Regions from separate parts of the Mus musculus genome. Here region 1 is linked to region 2. Evidence: chromatin contacts called from ENCODE POLR2A ChIA-PET data. All regions are on one chromosome and are shown on one strand. The core of a region is the stretch at or near the end of the contact, and the rest is flanking DNA. Distances in the headings are between cores, read along the strand shown. Region 1 holds the start of Zfp69 (zinc finger protein 69). Region 2 holds the start of Nfyc (nuclear transcription factor-Y gamma).

What was found. ChIA-PET counts read pairs that join two places held with the same protein, here RNA polymerase II (POLR2A).
Region 1: POLR2A ChIA-PET joins it to region 2 with 12 read pairs in Patski. The contact joins the promoter of Zfp69 here to the promoter of Nfyc in region 2. POLR2A ChIA-PET finds 5 or more read pairs at or near these places in 3 of 5 experiments (Patski and embryonic stem cell).

What each region holds. Positions count from the first base shown.
Region 1 is chr4:120,947,926-120,953,571 of GRCm38, forward strand. Zfp69 (zinc finger protein 69) reads right to left here and starts at 3,763. Exons shown (of 6, transcript NM_001384119.1): 1 at 3,519-3,763; 2 at 1,407-1,635. The coding sequence starts at 1,509.
Region 2 is chr4:120,822,537-120,828,077 of GRCm38, forward strand. Nfyc (nuclear transcription factor-Y gamma) reads right to left here and starts at 3,205. Exons shown (of 10, transcript NM_008692.4): 1 at 2,994-3,205.

The DNA.
Region 1 (5,646 bases), core at 2,513-5,012, 130 kb after region 2:
GGTTTTTCTGTATAGCCCTGGCTGTCCTGGAACTCACTTTGTATGTAGACCAGGCTGGCCTCAAACTCAGAAATCCGCCTGCCTCTGCCTCCCGAGTGCTGGGATTAAAGGTGTGCGCCACCATGCCCAGCTCTCAGCACCATATTCTTAAGCTTTGACTAGGCTGAACGTCCCCACTCTGTGGTTCACTTTGAAACCCACTCCTTAAGTATGGATTTTTCTATCCCTTCTCCAATAAAAACTAAGACACTATCTAGACCTGATTCCATGGTATCTGCCTTAAGAAAATCTTAGTCCATGCAATGGAAGATGGCTTCTTGCCCTTTGCATACCAAAGAACCTGTTTTAAAGGCTATCTGCTATTATTTTTATCTGTGTCTCCCCCACCAATTAATAATAAGCATCATCACACATAATAACTCATTCATGCCAGACATGGTGGCACTCACCTCTAATCCCTGTACTCAAAAGGTAGAAGTTGGAGGATAAAGAGTTAGAGGCTAGCCTCTGCTACACAGCAATTCAAACTGGAGGCTAGGCTGGTCTATACCAAACACTGCCGCCACCAACAAAGAGAGGTAATGAGGCAATATTCATTTTTATCAACTGTTAAGATGTTTAGCCAGGGCTGGAGAGATGGCTCAGCAGTTAAGAGCAATGACTGCTCTTCCAGAGACCCTGAGTTCAGTTCCCAGCAACCACATGGTGGCTCACAACCATCTGTAATGGAATCTGATGCCCTCTTCTGGTGTGTCTGAAGACAGCTACAATGTACTCATATACTATAAATTAATTAATTAATTAATTAGTTAATTAATTAAAAAAAAAGATGTTGAGCCAAAGTCCCTCAGCTAGAACATAAAAACTCTGGGCTGAACACAAAGCATTATGGGTATGAATGATGAGACCACACAAAACACTGACTCCTCTTCCTACCCTACTACTCTGCGCAGACTAAGACTTGGGCATGTCTTAAAGGAATTAACCAACTTAGGTAAAATGAGAGCAGTCAGGCATTTTGTTCTTGCCTCTCAGAGAAAGAGGATGAAAAAAAGATTACCAAAAAGACTGACTAGGGCAAAGATGACCAGGAGTTTTGCAGAAAACCTGAGACTCGGGCCAGAGACCTTTGATTCCCTGATTCTGAGTTAGGCTCTCACACGCAGGAACTGGCAGTGGGGGAGGGGCACATCCTGTGGCCTTCCTTCCTGTTATATATTGTTTCTGGGGACAGGGAAAAGAAGGGACACACAGCAAAAGTCACCAGGAAGCAGAGGTAGGAGCCCAGCATTTCCTTCACAAATATCCCCTGACCCCCATGGCACAAGCATGAACCCGCATGGATCTTCTTTCCCCTAAGTTATCCCCAAGGGACCACCCCTTCTTCCAACTTTGTCTGTTCTCACCTTCTCCTCCAAACATTTTTGTCACATCCTCCCACAGGGACACCTCCTTCAACTTCACCCAGGTCGCCTCAGTGGCCGGGGTGATCAGGAGCTGCTGAGGCATGATGGCGCCGGCCTGACTGGGGGTGGCAGCTTCGGGTGGGGAAACTGCTGGAACTTTCGATGAGAGGCTTCCTGGTTGTATCGTCCTCAGGCCATAATCTTTTACCCTGGAAGAGTTGTTGAGCCCCTGCAATATCAGAGACCATTGTGAGATGAAGAACTCTGGGTATAGACGCTTCATCTTTGGGAGGCAGTCCTGTAAGCTGCTTTGAGGCCTTTGGACTCCCCTTCCTTTTCTTTCTTGCGACAGGATTTCTCAGTATAGCTCTGGATGTTCTGGAATTCACTCTGTAGACCAGGATGGTCTTGAACTTAGATATCTATCTGCCTCTACCCCCTGAGTGCTGTGATTAAAGGTGAGCACCACTATGTTTGGCTGTACTTTCTTTTAAACTTTATTTGTCTGTCTGTCTGTCTGTGTGCCATGGTGCTCAGCTGGAGGGTACAAGATAACTTATGGGAGTCCATTCTCTTCTTCCAACAAGTGGGTCAGAGGGATTGAGCTCAGGCTGTACGACTTGGCAGCAGGTGCCTTTCCCCACTAAGCCATCGGACTAACCTGCTTTGTGTGCCTAGAGAGCAAAAGGCATGAAAGGAGAGACCCAGAGAACCCATCATACAGCCAGAAGTCCAGAACTGTCTTTATAGCTGCAAAAAGGCCTAGAAGATTCGGCACCAATACTGAAATAATAGTGTCCTGGATACAGAAGTAACCCTCAACTTTAAACACATAGATACAAAGACGCCAGTACCAAAGGAAAAAAAAAAGTACAAATGTCCACATGCCCTGACCTGACCACCTTGTAAGCTGCATGCCCCTTCTGCCTGCTTACATATTTGGAGCTGGCGCCAAGGAAGGCTCTTTGATGTCTGACCTGTATGTAAAGCTGAGACCTGAGGCACTTCAAGTCTGACCTTCAGTTTCCTCATCTATAAAATGTGGATGTTAACTACTGCACAGGGATGCAGTGTTGAGACAATGTTAGGTCTACTAAGTTAACAATTAAGACCTTTTTATTTTAAAGCTGTACAATAAACATTATCTTAAAGTTTAAAAAAAAAATCACGGGCTGAAGAGATGGCTCAGCAGTTAAGAGCACTGACTGCTCTTCCAAAGGTCCTGAGTTCAAATCCCAGCAACCACATGGTGGCTCACAACCATCCCTAATGAGATCTGACACCGTCTTCTGGGGTTTCTGAAGACAGCTGCAGTGTACTTATAATAAAGAAATAAATCTTTAAAAAAAATTAAAAATAAAAAAAATCACATGCGTTTATTTATGGGGGTGGAGGTCACATGCCAACTTTTGAGAGTTGGTTCTCTCCTTTTACCAGGGCATCAGACCTGTCTGCCAAAGCCTTTACGGGGCCCCAGTGGCCATCATGTTTTAGAGTTATTTTAGAAAACAATTAGAAAGCTCAGCTTGAATATCTCAGTTGATAAAACAGTAATTCACAGGGCTGCGCTTTGTCATAAGCCAGCAGCAACAGTCGTCATCACACACTCCAAATGCCCAGCACAGCTGGTGAAACGAATCCCCGGTTCAGATGCAATTAAAACTGCAGGGTTATGTGCTCCCACAGAGCTGGAGAGGAGGAAATATAGTATGTCAAGTGCAAGTAGAACCACTACAGAACTGACCATAACAGCAATTTGGAAACAACCCGAATCCATCATCTGAATCGCCCATTCAGCATATGAATAGTTGTGGACACTGGGACCAGATTCAGTGGACCTGATACCCAAACGCAGCTCTCTCTCGGGGAGGGGACTGCTCTTTGAAGTCTGGGGGAAGAGGAGGAAAGGTGAAAGACTGCCTGTCCAAAAAGACCGGAGTTGGTGCAAATAGCCCCGACTATGTAAAAAGTCTCGTCACTAAGTGCAAACTTTGTGCTGTTCCTTCCGAAGGAGCTGGCAATCCCAGAAGCTTGCTGAACGACCCATCGGCAGAACTTCGCAGGCAGCCACCCGGTCGAGCTCGCAGCTCCGCAGCAGAGTCGCCTACTCACCGGAGGATCTCCGGATCCGTTCCCGCCAGCCTTCCACGCTCACACCGCGGCGCCCAGTGCGCAGCGTGGCTTCCGAGGGACACAGGACACCGTCGGCCTCCGGGCTGGACACCGGCCTCTCCCGCTTCTCACCCGCCGCACCCGGGAGCGGAGCTCCGCGCGCACAGGCGTCCTGCCCGGCCTTCTGTCCCAGCCCAGGACCTGCGGCGCCGGCTGCGGCTCAGATGCCCGAGCTCCGCCGTTTCACCCCGCCCCTCTAGCCCGGTTCGTGTCCCCGCGCCTCCACCCGGGACCCGCCCACCCCACGCTGCTCGCGTCAGCGCCCTGCCCGTGGCTCCGCCCACCCGGGTGCTGCGCGACCCAGATCCCGGAAGCCGGAAGCCGCCCGGGCAGACCCAGGGGCGGTGTCCAGCGAAGCCGGCAGCCCCTGCTGAGGGTCTCCTGTACCCCGTGGCCCGGCGAGTCTTCCTGGAGAAGCCGCTTCTCTGTCATTCTTTCATTCTTAAGGCTTCAGGATGCAGCCTTAAATCGCACGCAGTTCCTGCTCTCTCCTAATCTCCTAATTCTGGTGAATTCGATAAGTAGAAAAATAGACAATCCAAAAGGCAACAGGGGCCTAGAAAACAATAAACTTAAAAAAAAAATTCCGGGATATGTATTTTTAATGTCCCTAAAGACATGTATTAGTTTGCTTAAGGCTGCCTCCCACCCCCAAAGAAAAACACTTCACACCGGTGACTTAAACAATAGGAATTTATTTTCCCATGGTCCTGGAAGGTAGAACCCCTTTCTTCCCATATTCTCACGGCGTGTTTCCTGAGTGCCTGTAGCTAGGGGAAGTGTCTGGTGTCTGAGTTAGCCTTCCTCAGTTCCTCAATTTAACTTATCTCTTTAAAAGTTCAGTAAACATATGGCATTGAGAAAATAAAACTGAGCCCACTGGAAGATACAGAAGAGATGACGACAGAGTAAACACTTACCAGAGCAAAAATTGGAAAACCAGCATCCAGAAAGTTAATCCAAGTTGAAAGCGGCTTTTGCCCAGCTATCTGGAAAACAGACCTTTCATACTGCACATAGAGACTGGGAGGGGGAAAAATGAGCGGACTTGGGACTGATATAGGAAACCCTCTCCACATGAGTAGAACCTCGAAGGGCTGGGTGTTCTCTTTAATGTGTGTGTGTGTGTGTGTGTGTGTGTGTGTGTGTGTGTGTGTGTGTGTGTCTGTGTGTGTTTGGGATGGGGGAAGATAAGTGAAACAACATGGGAAAAATTCATGAACTGCAAAAAAATTTCGTGTCGTTGGCTGTGATCTTCGTTCAAAGTCATCTCTATCTATTGAGTTGAAGACAGTGGCACTTGGGCTGTAAATTAATTTGCAAAAAAAAAAAAGACAAATTGGCAGTAGAGAGTTTATTAAACACTACTGTACAGTTGCATCTGGTGCTCCTGGAAAAGGGATTGCACCCCTGAGAGGAGTGGAAGATCTTTGGAGTTGGCAGAACTAAAGCTCTGAGTTTATCTCATGAGCTGTTTGTCAGTGTCCCCATCTAAGGGACCCGCTGACTTCTGTCTTGCTAAGCAGTTAGTCTTACTGCACTAAGTAACTAATTAGCTAACTCTTGATTGGAACAGACACCAGGTGTCATTCAGAGTAGGCTTCAAATGCCTGTATAATACATCACAAGTCATTGGTTCCCCACAGTCCCACTCTGATTGTTAATGTGGAAGGAGGTTTGTTTGTTTTGTTTTTGACTCTACATGTTACGGGGGCGGGGGGCATCATCTTTAGCAGACAGCATTATAACTGTAAGCACCCGGCTTCCCTTCAGTTACAATGTCGAGTGCAGACTTAAAGATAAGCAAGCTGTGGGCATAGTCCCATGTGGTGTTAGGGTGCCTACTCAGTCTGCCTAAGGCTCTTCATATTCAACTCCCCAGTTCATGGTGGCACCAACCTGCAAAAATGACTGTTTCCTTAAAGAAATAAAATGTGGCTGGTTGGTGGTGGCACACTCCTTTGATCCTAGCACTCAGAAGGCAGAGGCAGGAAAGAAAGAAAGAAAGAAAAAAGGGAAGAAAGAGAGAGAGAGAGAGAGAGAGAGAGAGAGAGAGAGAGAGAGAGAG
Region 2 (5,541 bases), core at 1,955-4,454:
AATAAGGAGACTAGAAAAGAACAACTTGCTAGCTAAGAAATGTCCTTAAATTGTAATATCTGCGGCTGGAATAAAATTCAAGGTCATTTGTGACCATAAGTATGTCCTCTGCCATTCTCCTTCCAATGAATGAGGTACACTTGAACTTATTACTTAAAGTCACCACTGGAATCATGTGGTAGTGCACTTTCCTGACATGTGACTCTGGGCACTGTACCAAAGAGGTTAAAGAAAAGTCAACACATACCCTGTAGACTCAATATTCAGGAGCCTGGGGCAAGAGAATCCCAAGTTAGATGCTAGCTTTAGCTACACAGGAAGACTCTGCCTTTGTTTTTATTTCATTTTAATTAACTTAGAGACAGAGTCTCATATATTCCAGGCTATCATCAATCTCCTGAACCTTCTTTCTATGTCCTAGATGCTGGCATTACAAGTATTCATCACTGGGTTCAGCTTATTAGATGCTAGTGATCAAACCCAGGCCTTAGTACATGCTAGGTTCATACTCTACCAACAAAGCTACATCCCCAGCCCAAGAGCCTGCCTTTAAAGGGTCATCTCTACCACTAAGTCAATGCTTCCATAGGTGAGGCAATGCTGTCCAGTAGAATGAGGTTCTATCAAGTGACCGAAGATAGACATGGCTTGGCTTTGCAAAGCTAAGTGACTTCAACAAGGTTCTCTCTTTAGAACCTTAGCATAAAAAACATGCCTAAAAGCAGCTGAAGATGCAAGGGTTTTCCTTTTCCCACAACAGTCTGTGGCATCAAGGTAATACAGAGTTTAAATACAGGGGTTCCAGCAGGGCAGTGATGGCACAGGTCTTTAATCCCAGCACTCAGGAGGCAGAGGCAGGTCGATCTCTGAGTTTGAGGCAAGTCTGGTTTACAAGAGGGAGTTCCAGGACAGCCAGAGCTGCACAGAGAAACCTTCTCTACCGCCCTCCCCTGCCCGCACCTCTCTCTCGCACACACACAAAACCTAAATAAATAATAAATAAGGGCTCCAGCTGGTCTTGGTAACACCTTTAATCTCACCATTCCTGAGGAAGGAGGTGGATCTCTATGAATTCCAGACCAGCCTGGCCTTATATAGTGAGACCACCATCTCAAAAAGGAAAATAAAATAAGCTCCAGGTTGGCATGGTAGCTCACCTGGTAAGAGCTCTTGCCACAAAGCCTGAGGACTGGAATTCCTCCCATGGATTTCACATGATGGAAGGAGGGAATGAACATACCTACAAGCTGTCCTCTGACCTCCAGAATACTATGGCTCACACACTCACATGTACATAATAAATTAAAATGTAATAAAAATTTCAAAATAAAAAAGAATTAAGAGCTCCAAGATCCCAGAGTGGTGGGACTCTCTGGGAAATCTCATCAGTTAGGATGTGGATCTAGAAGAATCTGGAGTGAAAGGTCATTACCAGCTACATACAGAGCAAGCAAGAGTAGCCTGGACTACAGGAGAACTTGCCTCAAAAGAAAAAAGGTAAAGAAAGAGTAAAGAGGGAAGAGGAAGACAGAGAAGAGGAGGAGAAGGAAGGATATGAAGTGGGAACTCTAAAAGCAGTGTAAGGATGGAGAATCCCATCTGTGTCTGGATCTGGGCTGTCACTTACTAGCTGTGAACTTAACCAAATTCCTCGTGGTTTTGTCTTCCTTTTAGAGTCTCACATCTTACAGGCTGACCTCAAATTCCTGGGCTCAAGCAACCCTCTCACCCTAATCTGCACGGCTGCTCCCACAACAAGGACAGTACACCTGACTCCAGCAACTTACAAACTCTTGCTTGTTCCCTCACAGAATGAGGATGGCACTGCCAATATCTGTGTGACTGTAAAATATACTCATACACCCAGGTAAGCACGCGAAACAAGGTCTATTACTCCTGAGTTTGTCTCACCTGCCCTCTGAACTGAAAGTTAAGAGAGATCAATTTTAAGGGGGAAGTGGGGTAACTCAGTTGGTAGAATGTTTGTCTAGCAAGCACAAAGCTCTGATCCTATATTCTTCTTAGACCAGTGAAAATTTCATATATAACATCTCAAAACTAGCATGATCCCAAATCCTGTAACCCCCAACTTCCCAATTATGCAAATACATTCTACAGCTGACTTTCTGATTCTACTTAATGTAATGTTAAAATGGCATTCAGCCTCTAAAAGTTGATACACCTGTCCAGTGGGATCCGGCTGTTTACCTGTTTCCCACTCTCCATTTCAGAACCCAGAATGGAGTCTGGAGTTCTACACTAATCCTCCGGGTTTCAAAACCCAAATTCTTACAGCAGGCTCCCTAATCCGATTCTGTCCTTCTGGTCCTCACTCCCACTACTTCCATACCATGCACTCAGACTTCTACTCAGGGTCATTCCCAAGCTGGATCAATTTCCAAGTCTAGCACCCCTAGGTCTCGAAGACACTTCTGTTCCGTGTTTACAAAGCAGGGGCTTGCACACCCCATCTTGTAGTTGACCGTGCCTCTGGTATTAGTAGTGACCCCTCCCCGTTGCAGGCCACACGCCAGGCTACCACTCTCTTTCTCCTCTGGGCCTCCGGCTCCGTCCCGGAGACTCCCCGCCACGCTGGCATTAGAGGGACCGTCGCCCTGCCGCCAGAGCCTGAGCAGCTAGCATCCCGACAGCCGCCAATTCCTTCATCACCCCCCAGGCCGGAGCCGGCGTGACCAATAAGGTGCCAGGTCCGCGGCCTCCCCGCCGCCGACCAATCACGAGCGAGCCCCCCCGCCGTCGCCTTCCGCCAATGGGAGAAAGCCCGCGGGCCCAGGCGCACGGACCCCGCGAGCGCAGCCGCGACGACAGCGGCGGGCCCGGCGAACACATAACATGGCGGCGGCAGAGCCGACCGAAGTGCAGCGGCGGCCGCAGAGGGAAGGGAGCTCTCCGCCATTGGCGGGAAGCACCGCCCTCACTGCCGGCCGCCCCCTCTCTCTCTCCCCTCCTCACCCAAGCTTTCATACACTCACAGGCCTCTACTCCGGCGTCCAGCGAAGAAAGCAGCCGCCCCCGCGCTGCTGCGCCGTCGGGCAATGCAGAGGCCCGGGCGCGGCGGAGGGGAGGGGGAAGCGTGCGTCACGAAAAACCGGAGCGCGTGCGGAGCGGGGGCGCAAACAAGATGGCGGCCGCGCCGTTTGTACCGTCTCCCCTGCCCCTCCCCCCACTCCGCGCCTCGACTCCCAGCAACGCGTAGTGCGCAGCGGCTGAGGTGCCTGAAGTCTCGCGAGAATTGTCTTGCCTGGCCAAGCGGGATAGTGAGAGCGGAGACTTTTGGGGCCCCGCCCCTTCCCAGGGGCGCGGGAGGCGTTTCTCGGTGACCTCCGAGGACGTTCTATATCCTTGAAGCTCTCAGCTAGGATGCGCTCGCTTCTGGGTTTTAGGAAATAGTTTTCCGTGTTTTGTTCTTCAAGGAAATGAATGGTAGGGAGAGAAGAACTTCGCGGGCATGGAAAATTTAAAAAGCCGCCTGGGGCTCAGCAAACCGGACGACCTGAATTCGATTCTTGGAACCCAGGATGGACCAGAAGAACAGAGTCCTGAAAGCTGAACTCTGATCATTAATGTGCGACGCGCGCGCGCACACACACACACACACACACACACACACACACACACACACACACACCAGTAAGTGAAGAAATAAAATTTCCAAACAACCAAAAAGGTGACATTTTAAAACGTTAAAATTGGCATAAAAAGGGCTGGAGAGATGGCTCAGTGGTTAAGAGCACTGACTGCTCTTCTGAAGGTCCTGAGTTCAAATCCCAGCAACCACATGGTGGCTTACAACCATCCGTAATGACATCTGATGCCCTCTGGTGTGTCAGAAGACAGCTACAGTGTACTTACATAAAATAATAAATATTTTTTTTAAAAATTGGCATAAAAAATTAAAGAGTTGGGAGGTGGCTCAGTAAAGTGCTTCCTACAAGCATTAAGACCTGCATTAGCCCCCCCAACACTCCATAAGCCACTAGCACAGTAGTCTCCCATACCTGAAAGGCTTGAAAAGAAACCTGCCAGCCTAGCTAAATAAGCAAGCTCCTGGTTCAGTGGGAGGCCCAGTCTATACAAATAGGTTGGGGCCAGCGCGGTAGAACTGAAATTCCAGCACCTGGGAAGACGGAAGCAAGAGGGTCTGTGAGTTCAACGCCAGCCTTGTCGAGTTCCAGGACTTCCAGAATTACGCAGGGAAATCCTGTGTCAAAAAATAGGGTGAAGTTTCCACTGAAGACATCTAGATGTTGCCTTCTATGGGCGAATGCATTCCATGCAAATACATTAACACAATATGTATGGCTTGGTGTGGTAATACATGCCTCTAATCTTGGCACTTTAGGCTGAATATGGAAGCCAACCATTTTGGGGAGGTGGGGGTGGGGATGGGGAAGTGTAGTATTTCACAAGGCCTGTCTATAACTGGTTGTCCGGTGCTCATTATGTAGTCCACACTGACCTTAAACTCAGCTAAATCTTCCTTACTTAGCCTCGGGGTCCTGGGATTACAGACATAAACTACCATGCCCAGCACACACACACACACACACACACACACACACACACACACACGAAAAGAAAAGAAAAAAGAAAAGAAAAGAAAAGAAAAGAAAAGAAAAGAAAAGAAAAGAGAAAAGACAGGAGGCAGAGGCAAGCGGATTTCTGAGTTCGAGGCCAGCCTGGTCTACAAAGTGATTTCCAGGACAGCCAGGGCTACACAGAGAAACCGAAACTCTGTCTCGAAAAGCCCAAAAAAAAAAAAAAAAAAAAAAAGAATTTTGTTTTTACTGGATACCCCAAATAAGAAATTGTATTTTGACTGAGATGTGGGTGTAGATGAGGGTGAAGTGAATAATTAAAATGCCTATGGCCCTGGGAAAGACCTCCTGCTCCAGAAAGAAAGAGAGGCAGGCCTGAGGATGCAGTTCAGTTGGTAGTGAGTTTGCCTGGTATGGAAGCCCTGGTTCAGTCTCCACCATGGCATAAAACCTGGTGTGGTGGAACATGCAGTTAATCCCAAGACTCAGGAGATGACTAGAAAGATTAGAAATTCAAAATAGCTGGGTGGCAGTGGTGGTACGTCTTTATTCCCAGCACTCAGTGACAGAGGCAGGTAGATTTCTGAGTTCAAGGCCAGCCTGGTCTACAGAGTGAGTTCCAGAAGAGTCGGAATCTCTGCATAGTGAATTTCAGGACAGGGCAGAGAGAAACTCTTGTCTCAGGGTGAGGAAAAGTTCAAAAGCAAATTAACTAAATGGTTTAGCCAGTAAAGACACTTGCCTCCAAACCAGATAACTTGAAATCAGTGACTGAGACTCAAGGGGTATCAAGATAATCCTCTGCTAACTAACAGTTAAGGGGCGGGAAGGAAACTTAGGTAAACAAAGAAAAACTTGAGAAGTCTACAAATATTTGTTTGAAAATTATGTTTTTTGAAAAATGAAAAATTGGGGACTTGGAGAGATGGCTCAGTGGTTAAGAGCACTGACTGCTCTTCTAGAGGACCTGAGTTCAATTCCC